Regions from separate parts of the Homo sapiens genome. Here region 1 is linked to region 2. The links are chromatin loops, found by intact Hi-C in ENCODE. Cell type or tissue: PC-9. All regions are shown on one strand. Links, peaks and the distances in the headings refer to the core of each region. The heading gives the core; the rest is flanking DNA.

Region 1 (8,970 bases), core at 356-8,355, 190 kb before region 2:
GGATGGAGATATAGTTTGGTAGGCTAACTCCATCTTCCACCACGATCACCCACACTTTTCTGAGAGGAAATAGTACATTATCAGAATTAATCCATTTGAGGCTGGCAACATTTTCTCAAATGATTCACACAGAGTAATTTCAAACTAAACTGATGGTTCCAGTCATATGGACATGTTCAGGAAAAAGCCAGAAGATTCGTTTTCAGGAATTCCAGCATTATTATTTTCTAAGGAATGGGGTCAAAGCCACATTAATAGGAAAATTATAACCCCCTCATATGATGCTAGATTGTGTTGTCTTGGAAAGAAAATTAAGACTCATGATGGTGAGTTGCCCTTTTCCTTAGATAAATCAGGTAGAAAATGGCAGCAGCCTTCACTGATTAAGAGACCAATCTGGAATCAGAGCCCTCACTACCTTTACCCCACTTACAACACCAGAACCCACAGTATTCCCTTGCCAAACTCCTGTGTTTCTCTGGCAATATGCAGACCAAGGAAAACTGAAGAAAATACGTGGGGACCCTAGATGGTGGAGGATTGCATAGGGTCTGCAGGAGGAAGGTCAGGATTTGAACAGATAGAGTTCAGAAACAAGGGACAACTATATGAAAGCCTAAATCCGAGGACTTTCCGTGCTTCTTCTCTCTCTTGTGTGGTATAAGAAAAAGAATGAGATAAAGTCGTCACAACTCCTGGGTTCTTGTATTTTGCAATCACTGGGAATGCTTACTTAACTTTTCTATAAAAATAACTGCTTAAATTGCCACTATAGTTCAATGTTTATTTAGTCTGGAAACATGGAGTGGTGGTCCTTAGAAAGGCTGCCAGGCCAAATTAGTGCTGAGAGGGCACGTTTTATTCATAGTGGCCCTCCAGGGTCTAATCAGGAGACAGAAAATATACCAGTTATTTGAATAGAAACAGCTTAATATAAACAATAGTTATATAGCTATGAAGGTGTTAACTATGAAATGGTAAAAAGAGAACTCTAACAAATCATGGAAAAAGCAACTTCAGGAAGCAAGTATCACACTCAAGCCTGAGGGATCAAAGAGAGCAAGGAGAAAAACTTGAAACAGAAAAGGGCACTGTGGTCCTGAAACCCCAGCCTCCCAGGAGCAGACACCAGCTAGTTGATACTGGTGTCAGTGGTGGCGGTTGAAGTGGCTGGTGGTGGTCCTGAGGCTGGTTCTGCAAGTGGTGAAAAAGTGCAACCTGGATTCTGCTGCTGCTACAGAAAAAAATGCTACAGGAGTTAAAAAAAAAAAAAACGACCAAAAAACACAACAAACAAACAACAACAACAACAACAACAAAAACTGCAGCAGGAATAGTTTTTAATAGAACCACAAGCAGATGGGAAGCCATAAAGCAGCAAACAGGAAAAAGCTGTCCCTCCTTCCTCTCCAGCTTTGCAGTCCTCCTCTCGAGCCCCCTGCTGGAAGACCCTACCACAGAACAGCCTGGGGAAGCAAAAATGAAGTTTGGTAGAGTTCTCACCACACCATCACAAAGAGAGTAGGGTGGAGCTAACAGACAATATCTGGCACAAGGATTTAAAACAGGGCAACAGAAAATATGTCTAAAAGTGTTTGTGCCATTGATGATGCATCTAAAGGAAAATGGTAGCTTCTTAATGAACACACGTTCCTTGCCTCCCAAACACTTAGCTAATCAGCTCTCTTTCCTGTCAACGCCGCCATTTACCAAGGCACTATTAGAGAATAATCCTTGAATCTTTTATTTTTTCATACCTTGTGCTCAATTAATTAGCAACTTGTGTCAGTTCTGCCACTTAACTTGTACACGTTCAGTCACTAACCCAATTTAAGCACACATCATTTTTCACATAGTCTAAAGCAACACCCTTCTAAATGGTATTTCTGTCTCTAGTTTCATCTCCCTTTAGTGAATCTCAACCCTAGCAGCATAATAGTATCATCTGAGAAACTTTTAAAGTATCTCATTTCCAAGGACCCTGATTTAATTTGTTTGGACTGAGGTCTAGGGATTAGCACTTTTAAAGCTCCTTGGGCAGTTCTAAAGTGCAGCCAGCTTTGACAGCTATTATTTTAGTCTATCCTCCCCATTAGTGTCAAATCATTTTATTATTTTTTTGTGGTGTGCAAATCCAGTAACCTTGGTTCATTACCCAGAATTCCTCAATAATTATCCATATAAACATACAATGTAGATAAATGACAAGCCCGTGGTTCTTCTTGGTCAGTGTTCCACATACCTCTCCAACGCCTGTTAATTCTCCTCCCAGCCACTCTCACTGAACTGGAAGTTTCCAACTTCATTTTCCAACAGCATTGAGCTACTTGCAATTTCCTGAACAAAGGATACTGTCACCTATTCATGCATATGCATATTTTATTCTCTCCCAGGAAAAGAACCTCTCTCAAATGACAGCAAACTTGAAACATAGTTTAAAAAAAAAACATAATGTACTGGTAATGTTTTTAAAGCACTGTTCAAAACTAAATACTTCTTATGATATCAATTATATGAAAAGAATGTGAATACATAGAAAAAAAGTTGCAGGAAATTTATTAAAATGTTCATTGTGGGGCCGGGCACGGTGGCTCATGCCTGTAATCCCAGCACTTTGGGAGGCCAAGGTCAAGAGATCGACTAACTGGCTAACACGGTAAAAACCTGTCTCTACTAAAAATACAAAAATTAGCTGGGCGTGGTGGTGCACACCTGTAGTCCAAGCTACTTGGGAGGCTGAAGCAGGAGAATCACTTGAACCCGGGAGGCGGAGGTTGCAGTGAGTCAAGATCGTGCCACTGCACTCCAGCTTGGGTGACACAGCGAGACTCCATCTCAAAAAAAAAATGTTCATTTTGATTGTCTCTAGGTGGTGGAGTTATAGATTTTGTTTCCTTCTCTATACTTTTCTGTAGTTTAGAAATACATGATATATAAAAATGTATATTTTCCACAATGTTATATATTACACTTCTAAAGAGAAAGAATATGTAACATTGAGAAAAATCATTTACATATTTAAAAAACCACCACATGTACCTCTATATCTTATTTGATACTTGAATTAAGATAGAAGTGTTTGGTTAATAAAATAGGATAGTGGGCTTAGGCAGGAGGATGGCCTCAGGCCAGGAGTTCGATATCAGCCCAGGCAACAGTGAGATCCAGTCTCCATAGAAATTAAAAAAAAAATAGCCGGGCGTTGTGGCACTCACCTGTAGTCCTAGCTAGTTGGGAGGCTGAGATGGGAGGCCGAGGTGGAAAGAAAGACAACTTGGCCTGGGAAGTCGAGGCTGCAGTGAGATGTGCTCGCTCCACTGTATTCCAGCATGGGTGACAGAACGAAATCCTGCCTCTAAGATACAAAAAAAAAAAAAAAAGTTAGCAGGGAATACTAACATACTAACATTTATTTGCTTAAACAAGTTTTTTATACCTGTCCTACACAAAAATGCACTTTTCCTTCAGCCACCAGATGGCAATCTCTTCCCATGTATTGTTCCATTTACAACTTGCTGAAGCACCCTTTCAGGGATTGTGCATAATTTACATAAATATTTTTAATTTTCAACTAGCAAATTAAAATATTTATATTTAGAGCATATTTTAATACACATTAAGAAAATTATGAGTTTTAATTATTTAAAAATCAATTTTCTTATAAACACCTCATGTAGTATCATCTCAAGCAATTCTATCCCACAGGAATTATTCAGTCTAACTGGTGTTGTTGAAGGAAAAGCAAACTGCCATCCTCCTTCCATGTATGCCAACTAACTCCACATTGGCAGAGACCTAAGAATTGGCATTCGTAGTGGGGGAAGGGAGTCAAATTGAACCAAGCTTCCCAAGCTCAGAGCCTGGTAGGAGAGGGATATTCCTGTGGGGAATGTCCTGGTGGCACATATTCTAAATGATTCTAAAATCTTGCCTGCAATAATGTATTCAGGAATATTAATGAATATTCCTAAGAGTTTAGAGGATAATGGCTCTTCCAGCAATATTTTTCTTAAATGGCCATTTTGCACCACTGTTTTTATTTAGGGTATTAGAGGCATCAAAGAAATCTCAAATTCTCTCCAGAGTTTTCTTTTTCTCTATTCCTTTCTTTCCAAAGTCTGATTGCTTGTCAAACATGATTCTTCTTTAAGTTTCACTTTTGTTGGGTGATGACACATCTGCCTGGCATTACATTTCCAATTTATAATAAACAGTACTCAGGGAATTGGTAAATTTGGTAAACTCAGAGCTGTTTTTCTGCTGGATCAGCCAAGGCTTTTGCTTTTGAACACGTGAGGTGCATTTCTAATGTCTAAATTTTAGGCCTGAACATTACATTCAAGAGTGATTACTACACATTAGAGAAGACTATATAAGCATGTAGTAATTTTTCATAATTTTTTTCTGATTACAAAATACATTATCTTTTTAAATTTTTTGCAGTACTCTAAAAGCTCAAGGAAGAAAAGTTGAAATCATTCATAATTTCCCAACCCAGCAAAAGTGTCTGATAAGTGGCTATAAAATTGATTATAAGGATTTGTGTCTAAAAACATCAGTACCTCTGCATTCCCATCATTTTCCATTGTGAAACTTTAATATTTGGAGTTCTGTTACAATTGTGAGTGATTTTAAAGGTAGTAACAGAAAATTCACTGGTTTGGTCTTTAAACTAGATGTCAACCTATATTTTAAAACAAACCAATTTTATTCACATTTTTTGTGTATGTTTGTTTAGGGTTAAACATTTTTCTTAACTTATGTTAGTTAATACCTAGGGCTACAAATAAACTCTGTATCATGAACATGCAGCTATTTGACTGATTGATCTTCCTTAAGATAACAGAAACTCTGAATGCTATTCTTGCTATTCCACACATTTCTGTGAGACCTCAGCAAGTTAATTATCTTCTTTGTGTGCTTAATCCTCTTAGAGCACAGCCCTCATCACTTCTGTATGCTATGCCATTCTATGAGGATGAATGTTTCTCTTTATCCTCTGTATATAGAAATGGATAAAATAGAATTAAATACAAGAACAAGAAGCCTAAGTGTTTGTATCAAGCTAAGAAACATGGGTTCGATATCTGGACAATTCAATGTCTGCTTCAGTCTTTTTGTAGGTTTTAGAGCACAATTTTAATTTGAAAATAAGATTGGAAGTCAATATTCAAATGGTTTTCTTTTTAATTATTTTCCTAATCTATTCAAGCAAACTAACAAACATCAAAATAATACCATCTCTGCCATTAATTGCTACTTGGTGTGAGAATAACATGAATTTCAAAGTAACAAATGAAACTACAGATTTCTTTTCAGAACATTTCATATTAATTCATTAAAAGAACATTTGTGGAACACTGACACAGAGGAATAAGACGCAGTATTTACTTGGAGTCTAGTGAACGAATCAGAGAAATATGCAATTATACTGTACTGAAAAATTATTTATTGAGTGCTACTGTATTCAGGTAATGTTTTAGAGACTGCAGATAAAGCAGTGAACAAAACATACAAAAAAATTTCCACTTCCATGGAGTTTACATTTTAGAGAAGGCAGACAGACAGTAAATAAATAATCAAATAATATATATGGTGTGGCACACGGTGATGAAAGCTGCAGAGAAAAATAACAGGCTATAGGAAGTACCGTTGATAATGTCACATTTTAGCAAAGTCCTGAAGGAAATAAAGAAGGAAGCCATGTGGATATTTGCATGAAGAACATTTCAGGGGAAGATAAGAGCAAAGAGTCCAGCAAGGTTTGAGTGCCATAATCGACCTGGAGACTGGTAGGAGACGAAATGAGAAAGGCAAAGGGGACTAGATCATATAGGTCTTCGTGGGTGTTGTAAGGACTTTGGCTTTTACTTAAAGTGAGATTGTCAGAGGCACTCTCACCAGAGCTACTCCATCTTGAATAGGGGCTAGGTAAAATAGGGCTGAGACCTACTGGGCTGCATTCCCAGGAGGTTAAGGCATTCTTAGTCACAGGATGCAATAAGAGGTCAGCACAAGATACAGGTCATAAGGACCTTGCTGATAAAAACAGTTTGGAGAAAAGAAGCCAGCTAAAACCCACCAAAATCAAGATGGCGACAAAGTGACCTCTGGTCCCCATCATTTCTCATTATACACTAATTATAATGCATTAGCATACTAAAAGCCTCTCCTACCAGCACCATGACAGTTTACAAATGCCATGGCAACATCAGGAAGTTACCCTATATGGTCTAAAAAGGAGAGGAACCCTCAGTTGTGGGATCTGGGAATTGCCCTCCCCTTTCGCAGAAAACTCATGAATAATCCACCCCTTGTTTAGCATATAATCAAGAAATGACCATAAAAATGGGCAACCAGCAGCCCTCGGGGATGTTCTTCCTATGGAGTAGACATTTTTTATTCCCTTACTTTCTTAATAGATTTGCTTTCACTTTATGGACTCGCCCTGAATTCTTTCTTGCTAGAGATCCAAGAACTCTCTCTGCGGGTCTGGATTGGGACCCCTTTCTGGTAACAACATGAGAAGCCAACTAGAGAATTTTGAACAAAAGAGTGAGGTGATCTGACTTTAACATAGGAACCCAGATTAGGAGGATATTAATATTCCTGAGGAGAGAGGATAGAAATCCAGACCAGGGTGGTAGCAGTGGAGGTGTTAAGAGGTGGTCAGATTCTAGGTATGTTTTGAGAGAAAAGCTGACAAAAGATGCTGATGGGTTTGATGTTGGCTGAAAGAGAGTCAAGATTTTTGGTCCAAGGAACATTAGTTTTAATGAAAAATTGAGTTGATACTTTTACACTATGACATAGCCTATGTAATTGCTTTGACACTGAAGTCATAGATTTCTGCCAAAAAGGATTTATTTCCTGTATAAAGCCTAATATATGCCACACTCCATGTCACTGGGGGACTGCCATAACTGTCAATCAGATGAAGAACAAGAAACCCTTGTTCTATAATGATTATCAGGCTTCAATACTATCTCTACCAAGGGCTCCACCAGGTTATTATTTTTTTCTTTTTTTGAGATAGGGTCTCACTGTGTCACCCAGGCTGGAGTGCAGTGGCCTGATCTCAGTTCCCTGCAGCCTACCCATCCCGGGCTCAAGTGATCCTCCCATCTCAGCCTCCTGAATAGCTGGGGTTGTAGGCATGCACCACCAGGCCCAGCTAATTTTTGCAGTTTTGTAGAGACAGGGTTTCACCATGTTGCCCAGGCTGGTCTTGAACTCCTGGACTGAAGCAATTCTCCCTCCTCAGCCTCCCAAAGTACTAGGATTACAGGCGTGAGCCACCGCACCCCACCCCTATCAGATATTTTGGATCTGTTCAAGGCATCATGTTGTTCCCCAGACCCTGAGACATATTTGAGAATGAGGCAAGTAAAAGGCCATCCCCATGTATTACATTACATAAATGTAATTCAAATGTTTGTTTGCATCATTCAAATGGTGCAATGTCCTTGCCGTCTTCTAGTGAGTCAGAGTCTTTCACTACGTAGAGTAAGAGAGGACTGTTGCCTAGGGAATATGATTTGACAGACCCTCCCTGTAGGCAAACCTTGTCTAACCATCCAGATATGATGAGGCCTCACTAACTCGGTTTCAGTCACAGCTCCAGCAGCTGCTTAAGGCTTTCCTTCCTCATGCCATGATTGGTTTGGAAATTGATTTGGGTTTAAGTTGGCAGGCCATGCTCTCTGTGGGCATGGGTAGCTGGGGACAGCAAAGGTAAAGGAAAGGAGGCAAGACTAACACCTCATTCACAGTTGTTCCTGAATATCAATCACCTTCTAGAGCTTCAAAAGTCATCACCAACTTTACGAGTTCTTTAAACAAAGGGCCCTGGAACACATCTCTTCTACTGCCTTTGTCATACCTAGGTCCTAGGAGATATGATTCATTTAAGAAATACTCCCTGGGTATTTAAATTGATACTTACTATCCTGGGGCTAAAGATTCCATGGTGAGCAATGGCTCACATCCAACAGGACACTTACAGTCTGTCAGAAGGAACAAACAATAAACAAGTACATATGTTAATTCGATAATTTCCAAAAGCAGTAACGACTGTGAAAAACATAAAACAAGATGATGTGATAGAGTTCCTTTTGTGGGAGGGGAGAGGGGAGAGTGGAGAGGCTTCTTTAGACTGAATTAGCAGAGAGGTGACATTTGACTTGAGCCTTGAAAGATGAGAAGGAATCTGTCATTTTAACTTAATAAGCATTTATTTAAAGTCTAGTGTGTGTAAACCTGGTGTTGGGTTTTGGGTATTGGGAAGAGAGTAGTGTGAGAAAAATACAGAGCGAAGAAGACATGGTCCCTGCCATCTGAAAACAATCTCCAGTGAAGAAGACACGCATATGTATTAGTAACCAAAATTCACAGAAGTGCTATAGGAGAGGTATAAACAAAGTATTGGAAGTAGGACGGAAAGAGAAAGATAGTTCTCTTTAAAGTATATGAAGAGATTTGGGAGATGGGCTTGGCAATAAGAATAATGACTATTGAGCCCTCTCTATCATCAGCTACTGTGCTAATGGGATTTAAAGGAATTCTCTCACTTAATTTGGCCAACCCTAAAAGGCACATAGATGACCTGGGATTTGAGCCCAGTTCATCTAAGTATGGAATTCCTTCTTACAGAGATACTGCAGACCTTAAGATAATCTGCTTATTAGCTGTGTTTTTCTCTTTTCAACTCATTCTTTCTGTGTTATATATCAACTAGACAGCTCTCATCATTGTTTACTCTTTCTTTTTTGAGACAAGAGTCTGGCTGTGTCACCCAGGCTGTAGTGCAGTGACATGATCTCAGCTCACTGCAACCTCCTCCTCCCGAGTTCAAACGATTCTCATGCCTCAGCTCCCAAGTAGCTGGGATCACAGGGACCAGCTACCATGCCTGGCCAAGTTTGTATTTTTAGTAGAGAGGGGTTTCACCATGTTGGCCAGGCTGGTCTC
Region 2 (8,970 bases), core at 300-8,299:
AGAGGCAATGAAAAACGCAGTTTCTTTTATATGGCTCATTGTGCAATATTGCTTTTGATTTTTAAAGTTTCTTTATTATAGGACTTCATGCAATGCTCCTGCCCACCTTTGCAGTAAAATTTTTCTTAGAAATATAATAGCCCCAGTATAAGAAGTTGAAGATTCCTAGGCATCTTCAGTTTTCATTTTGGGTTTTTTTAAATAATTATTTTTAATTAAATATCTTTTCATCTTCAGTTTTAGTATCCTATGTAACAGAAAGCCTTTGACACGATATTTGTAATGTCTTATTGAAACTAAATGCTCTTAGGAAGTCACACTGGACTGGGATGCATTGGCCTCTCATTTAACTAGCAATGTGACCTTGGCCAGGCCCTTTTATACAAGTACTCCTCAGTTTTATTAATTAGAAGGAACTGATGAGATGCTCTTTTAAATATCCCATCATTTCTAAAGTTTTATGATTATCGATGCTTACTGTAAAAGAAATACAACATACATATTTGAGAAAACATTACAGAGAACAGGGAGGCCCAAACATAGATGGTGCATCTCATCAACATTCTAATATAGAGTAATGATCACTGGCTCTAAACAAACTTTGCAACCAAACAGAAACTTCGTATCTGCTAATCTCACGTTGCTCCCCAAGAAAAATCTAACTGAATGTTCTGGAAAAGTAGTGGAAAAGTTAATTGTTTGCAGAAAGTTAACTTTTACCTGAAGTGACAAAATAAAGTGGTTACCCAAAGGGGTAAAACCTAGCGTTGGAGTTTATCTTATGGGTGTAGTAGATTTGCCTTAAACTCAAAGATTTGTTTTGCTGGGTTAATGGGTGTCCAGTGGATCTTGAGGATGAGAAAGGGAAGGAACTCTGTTCTATGTGTGGGAGCCTCTAACCCCTTAATTTCTACCCAATTAGAGATTTTTACTCAGTTTCATTTTTAGCGTGTACATATCCTTTCTATCATTGCCTTTATTCAAGGATAGTTTCCCTTTAAGATAATCATTAAAAATTTCTTCAGTTTTTAAAATCTTATCATTATATAGTTCACCATTATAAAAACCACAAGAGTCATGTTTTGCAAGATTTTTATAAAAAGACTTTTTACATCAAGATACTTACTGATTCAGACAAGGAACAATCCCTTTTTCTGTTTTAAACTACATATCAAGACTCAGAAAAATCCATAAACTTTCAGGTAACTTGTGTCTCTTTGCAGGCAAACCTAATTAGTGAAGATATTGAAAGTGCAATCAGTGACAGTAAAGGAGGGAAACAGAAGAGGCGGCCCGACGCCCTGAGGTAAAAGCATTGAAAGAAATCAAGGAGTGGAATTGATTTGTTTCTAAGGCTTTTTTCCCCAAAGAGTTAGAAAAATTATTTTCTATGGAAGTATATTATTGTATTGTATAGATCATAACCTGTAGTCTCAACACATTTGTTCTCCCAAGTTTGTCAGTGTGTTTACTCCTCTTCTCTCCATATTTTTGGTCTTTCTCTGATATGGCTTCACTTGTGTTGGAAGTCACAGAGTCATGAAAGATGAGTGGCATTTTAAGAGAAGGTATCCTAGGGAAATACAAGCTAGACAGTAGGATTGTAATTGTTCCATGGCCCTTTCAAATCACATAAGACTCAGAAGGAAAATCAACCTAGTTTTCAGCTGACTATTAATTTTTTTATTTCATATGCATTCATAAATATGCATAATGTGTAATGCTTAGGAAATCCTTATTGTCCCTTGACATAGTTCTTTTTGAATTTTAATAACTAGTACCACAAGTTGAGTTAATTGATATGTTATAGAAATAGAGATGGTAAAAATTCTATTTGTTTTCATCTTTTTAAGGATGATTTCCAATGCAGACCCTAGTATACCGCCTCCACCCAGAGCTCCTGCCCCTGCGCCCCCTGGGACCGTCACCCAGGTGGATGTTAGAAGTCGAGTGGCAGCCTGGTCTGCATGGGCAGCCGACCAAGGGGACTGTGAGTCTTCCTAGAATTAATACTTATTGAACACTTACTTTGGGTTGGGACATAGTTCTTGCTTTCAAATTCTGATGCTGATTTCAGAACTGAAGCTTGAGGTTAGTTTTTAAAAAATCAACTCTGGCCGGGCGCAGTGGCTCATGCCTGTAATCCCAGTGCTTTGGGAGGCCGAGGCGGGCGGATCACCTGAGGTCAGGAGTTTGAGACCAGCATGACCAATATGATGAAACCCCGTCTCTATTAAAAATACAAAAATTAGGTGGGTGTGGTGGCATGCGCCTATAATCCTAGCTACTGGGATGGTTGAGACAGGAGAATCACTTGAACCGGGAGGCGGAGGTTGCAGTAAGCTGAGATCACGCCATTGCACCCCAGCCTGGACAACAAGACCAAAACTCCATTTCAAAAAAAAAAAAAATCAAATCTTAGATAAAATAAAGTTAAGCCTTGAATTTTGTTAAGATTATTATCTGTAAGAGTTTAGACCCACCATTTAATAAATATGGTATTAGGGTTAGAGTCTTTTTATTTTTTTAATGCTAAGAGGAAGTTTTACTTGATTGACAAAAAGATGGCAACAAAATATATACAGGTTTTTCTTAAAGATTGCACTTAACATTCTTTCCATTTTTTATTATCTAACTAGAGTCCCTTTTTGGACAAGTTTGTCATATTCATGGAAAGGTTGTCAGGACAGTGGTTGGCTGCTGGCAGTGGAGAAGGGTAAAAGGTATCCATCATATGACTGTTCTTGTCAAGTGGGCCCTATGAGCGTGGCATCATTTCACCTTGGCATTCTGTTTAAAAACAATTATAACATAGAACTTAGTGTTACTTTTTATATGTTAGAATATTTTACTAGAATCTGAAATGTTTATAACTAAAAAAATGCCTTAAAATATGTTTGGTCTAGTATCTTCATTTTAAGGACGAATAAATTGTGATTCAGCAGGCTCCAATCTGATGAACTCTAGAGCCTCATTCTTTTGCCGCTACTCCAGTGGAACTTCTTAACTTCTTATTCTTTATCCAGTAAAGTATTATTCACACAGGGTATCTGGCACTATAGTTAAACGATATAACTCATTTCCAAAAATGAGTCACCTCGGACTCTACTTTGGATGTGCAGAGTAAAAGTTGGACTCTGAAGCAAGACCTGATATGTCTACCTGTGTGGTCTTGGGAAGTTATCTCTCTGTACTTCGGTCTCATCTCTGAAATGGGGATAATAATTCATGGGTTGCTCTGAATCTGAAAGTAAATAATGTTTATGGTAGTACCTACTACAAAATAGTAAGCATAATTTGTGGTTTTCATTTTGCCAAATTGAGTTCATTTTCTTTCTGAATTGTTTTCTATTTTGTTTAGGTTTCTTGTATTCTTAAAGGTTTTTTCAGAGGTTGAAATGTAAGCCGAGCTACCAAAGATATGAAAAAAAGAATTCTTTGATGCATTTATTTAAAAAAAAATTAATTAACAGAGATATGTAGTTTAATTTTATAACAGTTTCCGTTTTCATAAGTTATGTAAATTTGTATTGATCTGCTTTGTATTTAAAATGTGTTTAAAAGACAGTAATTTATTGTATTCTATACTTTTTGTGTACTTATGGTGTTTTTGTTGTTACTGTTTCGATGAAGAGGGTCTGAAGTAGAGGAAGGATAAGACAAGTTTACAGACATTCTGAACAAACCTGTAAAAATATATGTTGAACCTAATATATATAATATATATTATGTATATTATATGTTGAACCATATATATATGTGTGTGTGTATATATATATATATATATATATATATATTATTTTTTTTTTTTTTTTTTTTTTTTTTGAGATGGAGTGTTGCTCTGTCACCCAGGCTGGAGTGCAGTGGTGCGATCTCAGCTTACTGCAACCTTTGTCTCCTGGTTCAAGCGATTCTCCTGCCTCAGCCTCCCAAGTAGCTGGGATTACAGGCGTGTGCCACCATACCTGGCTAATTTTGTATTTTTAGTAGAGATGGAGTTTCACTGTGTTAGCCAGGATTGTCTTGATCTCCTGACCTCGTGATCCTCCCGCCTCAGCCTCTGAAAGTGCTGGAATTACAGGCGTGAGCCACCATGCCCTGCTGAACCTAATATAATTTATAACAAAGACAGAATTTATCCCTAGGGGTTTCTGAGCTTTCATTAAATTTTATCTGAAATATTTTCTGCAATGTCATCTGTTTAAGTGAGATAAGGCTTTCAGAACTTCTAATTTACCACTAGCCTAAACAGAAGACTTATTATATCAGGTTTGGCCTGGGTCCAGTCCAGTTTTTAGTTGGAAAGCCCCTCAGGAGGAATATCTTTTTGGTTCCTCTGGATGCTCCAGCTGACTCAGGCTGAACTGCTTCTCCGTTGAATCCCTGAGGCATATCTACCCCTGACTTCCAAAGGTGATCTCTGTGGAATAGCGCCAGTGGCACTAGGGTTCCTAGTCGTGTTTCAGACCTGACAGAGCCCAAGAAATACCATATCTCCCCCTCACTGTGCCCTCCAAATGATATTTTTTGGGGCCTCTGTAGAGTTCCTAATAGCTATTTCAACCTCAACTTAGTACTTTCTGTGGTAGTCCACTACAACCAAGGTAGCAGCTATCTATGTGTAAAATAGTAGCTAACTGGCAAGATTTCATAGATAGAAATTTTAATTATCTTAAAGTAGTTAACAGCCGCTAATTAAGTTTCATAAGACACGATGATTTCTTCTTTCTTTTTTTTTTTTTTTTTGTTGGCAAGTGTTCCAGTTACAGGTAAAGTTAGTGTAAAGGAAGAATAGCAATACAAAGTGTCCAATTTTTTTTTGCAGTTCTCTCTATTGAACATCATGAGTCACGATGATGTATCATGAGTTGTATTTCCATTTGTGGTGTTACGTTTCTGTTGTTCCATCCATATATTTTGAAATTTATTCTACCATGAGATATCTGTAACAACTCTCTGTGTTTAGAGGCAGTATTAACTGACTCATACCAGGAAGGAGTTCATGATAATAACTTCATGATTAACATCATGCTGTAGCCAACTGAGCAACCTTAATACCCTGAATGGTCTTAAGACATTTATTTTTTAATGTGAAAATTTCTGTCTGCTTTTAAAGCATGTAGCTTAAAATTAATGAGCCCAACATTGTGGGTTTTAAGCTTAATTACACTAGAATTTTAAGAAGCACTCTGCTGTCAGAACTCCGAAAGCTTTATTGTAGTCACAGTGTTGGAATGTATAAAAATTATAGCTCTGTTGCATTAGAACTTAGTTGACCAGCTTTTGAGAAGTAAAAGCTTGACTGCTGGTTTATATTTCTGGCTTGTGTAGGAATTAAAGGGTGCTAAGTTAAGGTTGGTTCTACAGGTAGCTGACTCAGGGAAGAGAGAGAATGGGGTGATATTACAAGGTAAATTAACATCATAAAGTTGAGAGGACTAATACTTAAGCTCTGCTCAACTGCTCCTGTTAGTATTGACAAGGATGCATTTCATGGCTGATGAGCACAGTTTTGACTTGTGTATCCAGTGGAGGTGTTCCCTTTGGCAAATGGTCCTCCTTTTTAACTAATTTTTATGTTTTAATTGTCTGTATTGGTATTGTGGGAGTAAAAGATTGAAAGACTTATGATTGTCCTTTCTATAGTTGAGAAACCAAGGCAGTATCATGAGCAGGAAGAAACACCTGAGATGATGGCAGCCCGCATTGACAGAGATGTGGTAAGTACAGGAGTCGCCTTTAGATCACTGGCTTTTCTTTTAAGAGGAAAAAGAAAACTTCATAAGAAAATGAAGCTGATTTAAATAGAGATATTTTATGGAAACCATGTTTTCTGTTACCTGTGATGGCTATGCCCTTTGAATTTGCCCTTTGAATTATTTTCTCGTTAAACATTTTTGCCTTTATGCCAATATTTAGTTAGTAGACTTGGGCTATGATAGAAGAATCAGCTTATTAACTAGTTTACATTGGAACTTAGGCTGAATTATTAGATTTCAGGAATGGTACAATTTTTATTTTATTATCGTTTGTAATTCATAATTGAAATATCTTTTTAATATGTCTTCTTGGCATTTATTAACAATGTATTTTAGAATACCTAAGAGATAAAAGTTAAGTGGCATTTTTAAAGGATAGATTTGTAAATCGTAAAGCTTTTATAAAAGATAATGCTACATTTGTTTTCTTTATAGTGATTTACAGAATGAGAATGCTGTAAATGCTTTATTATAGCATTTTCATTCTTTAAATGAGATCTAGAATATGATGTTAATACATTACTTTTTATACCATATACATGTTACCAGCTTATTGAGAAACAAATACTGAAAGGAATTTGAAATTTCTAATTCAATTTTTACAGCACACTATTACATGTTATACTTAAAAGTTTAACCCCAATTTGTAGTCTTAAATTAGAAGAATGTCAAGTTTCACACATACTGGAGAAAGGCAACTAAGACTATAGTATATAAGATAATCAAATTCATTCCAGTGATCTCTGAAAGCATGGTGCATTATTCTATTTTGTCATGTGGAAACTCTTATTAATGCTTAGTATCCTAGACTAGCTATTAGGTTATCACAACAATCTGTATACCTTTAATTCCATGAAGTAATATTGTCAGTGCTTTATTGGGACATTTATCAGTAAAGCAAAAATGTCAGTGCTCTTCTAACAAAACCTATTTTAGAATTTTCCTCCTAACTGTGTGGGAGAACACTGAGAAAATTAGAGTAATTGAAAATAATAATCTGAGCAGATATTGTGAATGCTTCCTTGATGACATTGAAAATAGAGCAAAAGTAAGCTAAAGAAAAATGTAAATGTCAGAATATGGCTATAGGTATATTTAGTTTGATTCTTGTAATTAGTAATAAACTTGAAATTGGCATGTGGGCTGCTTCCTTTTCTAAAAAAACCTTTCTATTATTTACTAACAGAGTACAGCTAAGGTAAAAATAGTTTTGTTTTATATTTTATTCTATAATTTCTAATTTCAGCAAATCTTAAACCACATTTTGGATGACATTGAATTTTTTATCACAAAACTCCAAAAAGCAGCAGAAGCATTTTCTGAGCTTTCTAAAAGGAAGAAAAACAAGAAAGGTAAAAGGAAAGGACCAGGAGGTAAGTTGGATTTTCTTAATCTTCTAATGCCTGGTTAGATCTCCAGTACTGGCTGGGCGCAGTGGCTCACACCTGTAATCCCAGCACTTTGGGAGGCCGAGGCGGGTGTATCATCTAAGGTCAGGAGTTCGAGACTAGCCTGACCAATGTGATGAAACCCCGTCTCTACTAAAAATACAAAAATTAGCCGGGCATGGTGGCATGTGCCTGTAATCCCAGCTACTTGGGAGGCTGAGACAGGAGAATTGCTTGAACCTAGCAGGCGGAGGTTGCAGTGAGCTAAGATCACACCATTGCACTCCAGCCTGGAAACTCCATGTCAAAAAAAAAAAAAAAGAACTCTGGTACTAGGCAGAGTTTTGACCCTCAAGAACTACTTAGCAAAACTTCATTGACTGTGGACTAGGGTTCCTCTTCTAGTTTTGGGGTAGCACTTGAGATTTAGGCAAAGAGTAAGATGAACTCAGGGAAGAGTCCATTTTGGTTATAAGTCAGCTATAGTGAAGAAAGATCCTGGAATGTTTTACCTAAATCACAGAGACTGAGATTCAGGCAGTGACCATCTATCTGTAGTTTTCATTAGTTATTGTAAAATTAAGTATCTGTTAAAGAAAGACATAGCTCTATTCTTGTAGTTGGATTTATTCTGTTGTAAACTAGAACCATATTATTTGTTAAATAAAAGGGTTGACTTACTAAAATATTTAAAAGTTTCAACAGATTTGAATTTTTTATCACAAAACTTTAAACGGTACATTCAGGTCACATACAAAGTCACATACAGACAATTTTGAAGTATGCTGCAGTTCAGCTATTTAAAATGGCCTCAGCTATATAAAATTAAAATTATGGAAGTAATGTTTATACTTCCTCTGACAAAATGGTAGAGATTGAAAGATATAAAATAGTAAATAAATATCCCTTTCATTACAGATAACTTCCAAATCTTTCTGTAGCACATATTTGTATAATGAGCATATGACCTTTGGCTTTATCTTCTGCATGTGAATACATGGATGTGCTTCCTCTCCACATATTCTGAAATTAAGTACTATTGCTTCCTGGTATCTTAAACCACTTATTCCTTTTGAAATTCTCTATGAAAGGTATACTATCCTCTTGATCACCCAGATTCAAAACCACAGATTCTTCTGTGACTTCATTCTCTTGCTTATAGCCAACATCAATTTTATTTTCTCAACATCTCCTGTATCCAGTTTTTTCCCTTTTCATTTTCATATCTAGTTCAAGCTACTATCATTTTTTTTAACCCTGCTTTCGAAGCAGTCTTTAAGCCTCTACTTTTTCATGCTGTGAGAACAATCTTCTTAAAGCTCTCAGTCACTTCATTCTTCTGCTGTAAAGCACGCTAGTTCCATGTTCTATTGATTTAAGTACAACTGTTCGCCCTGGAAATCAAGGTTATCCACAATCTAACCTTGATCTACCCTTCCATTCTCATGTTTCTCTCCTTTTGTTTGTTGTTTCGTATACATGCAATTCCCCCTTTCCTTGTTTTTGCTTATGCTGTTTTTATCCAACCATGATGTTTTTCCCACCACATCACCCTGGACCAAACTTTTTCAAATCCCATCTTATAAGCTACTTTCTCCATCTAATACCTTTTAAGTATCCATTTCCTTATCTCCCAACCAGGTAAGTCTCTTCTCATAACGATTGGTACTTCTCTTGTTATTTATCTGATTCATGTATTTTATTAGCTTTTAAGGCCCTTAGAGCAGGGCTTGTCAGTTACTCACTTGCACAATGTCTGCCATAGAGAAAGGCTACAATGTATGTTTATGGAATTAAATGAGTAATTTGTAGTGCCTAAGGAT

Evidence for each region. Peaks named below come from ENCODE experiments on the same cell type or tissue, not always from the same donor. Only the 100,000 strongest peaks of a DNase experiment are listed, where the experiment ranks them.
Region 1: a loop joins it to region 2, with 7 times the contacts of the local background. A loop is called at or near these places in 3 of 110 quality-filtered maps.

The regions. Positions count from the first base shown.
Region 1 is chr12:15,851,062-15,860,031 of GRCh38, reverse strand. All of the region lies in intron 2 of LOC102724146 (a long non-coding RNA gene), which reads left to right. Among named protein-coding and RNA genes, the nearest start is that of STRAP, 27 kb to the left of the region's middle. In PC-9, for the core only: CTCF peaks have their summits at 3,257 and 3,466 (motif pointing right); DNase peaks (open chromatin) are centred at 3,481, 7,471 and 7,921; H3K4me3 peaks cover 880 bases; H3K27ac peaks cover 2,506 bases.
Region 2 is chr12:15,658,776-15,667,745 of GRCh38, reverse strand. It overlaps EPS8 (EGFR pathway substrate 8, signaling adaptor), which reads left to right. Exons shown (of 21, transcript NM_004447.6): 7 at 1,224-1,306; 8 at 1,854-1,990; 9 at 5,647-5,720; 10 at 7,006-7,132. Among named protein-coding and RNA genes, the nearest start is that of EPS8, 130 kb to the left of the region's middle. In PC-9, for the core only: no CTCF peak of the experiment used is centred there; a DNase peak (open chromatin) is centred at 4,975; H3K4me3 peaks cover 874 bases; H3K27ac peaks cover 4,544 bases.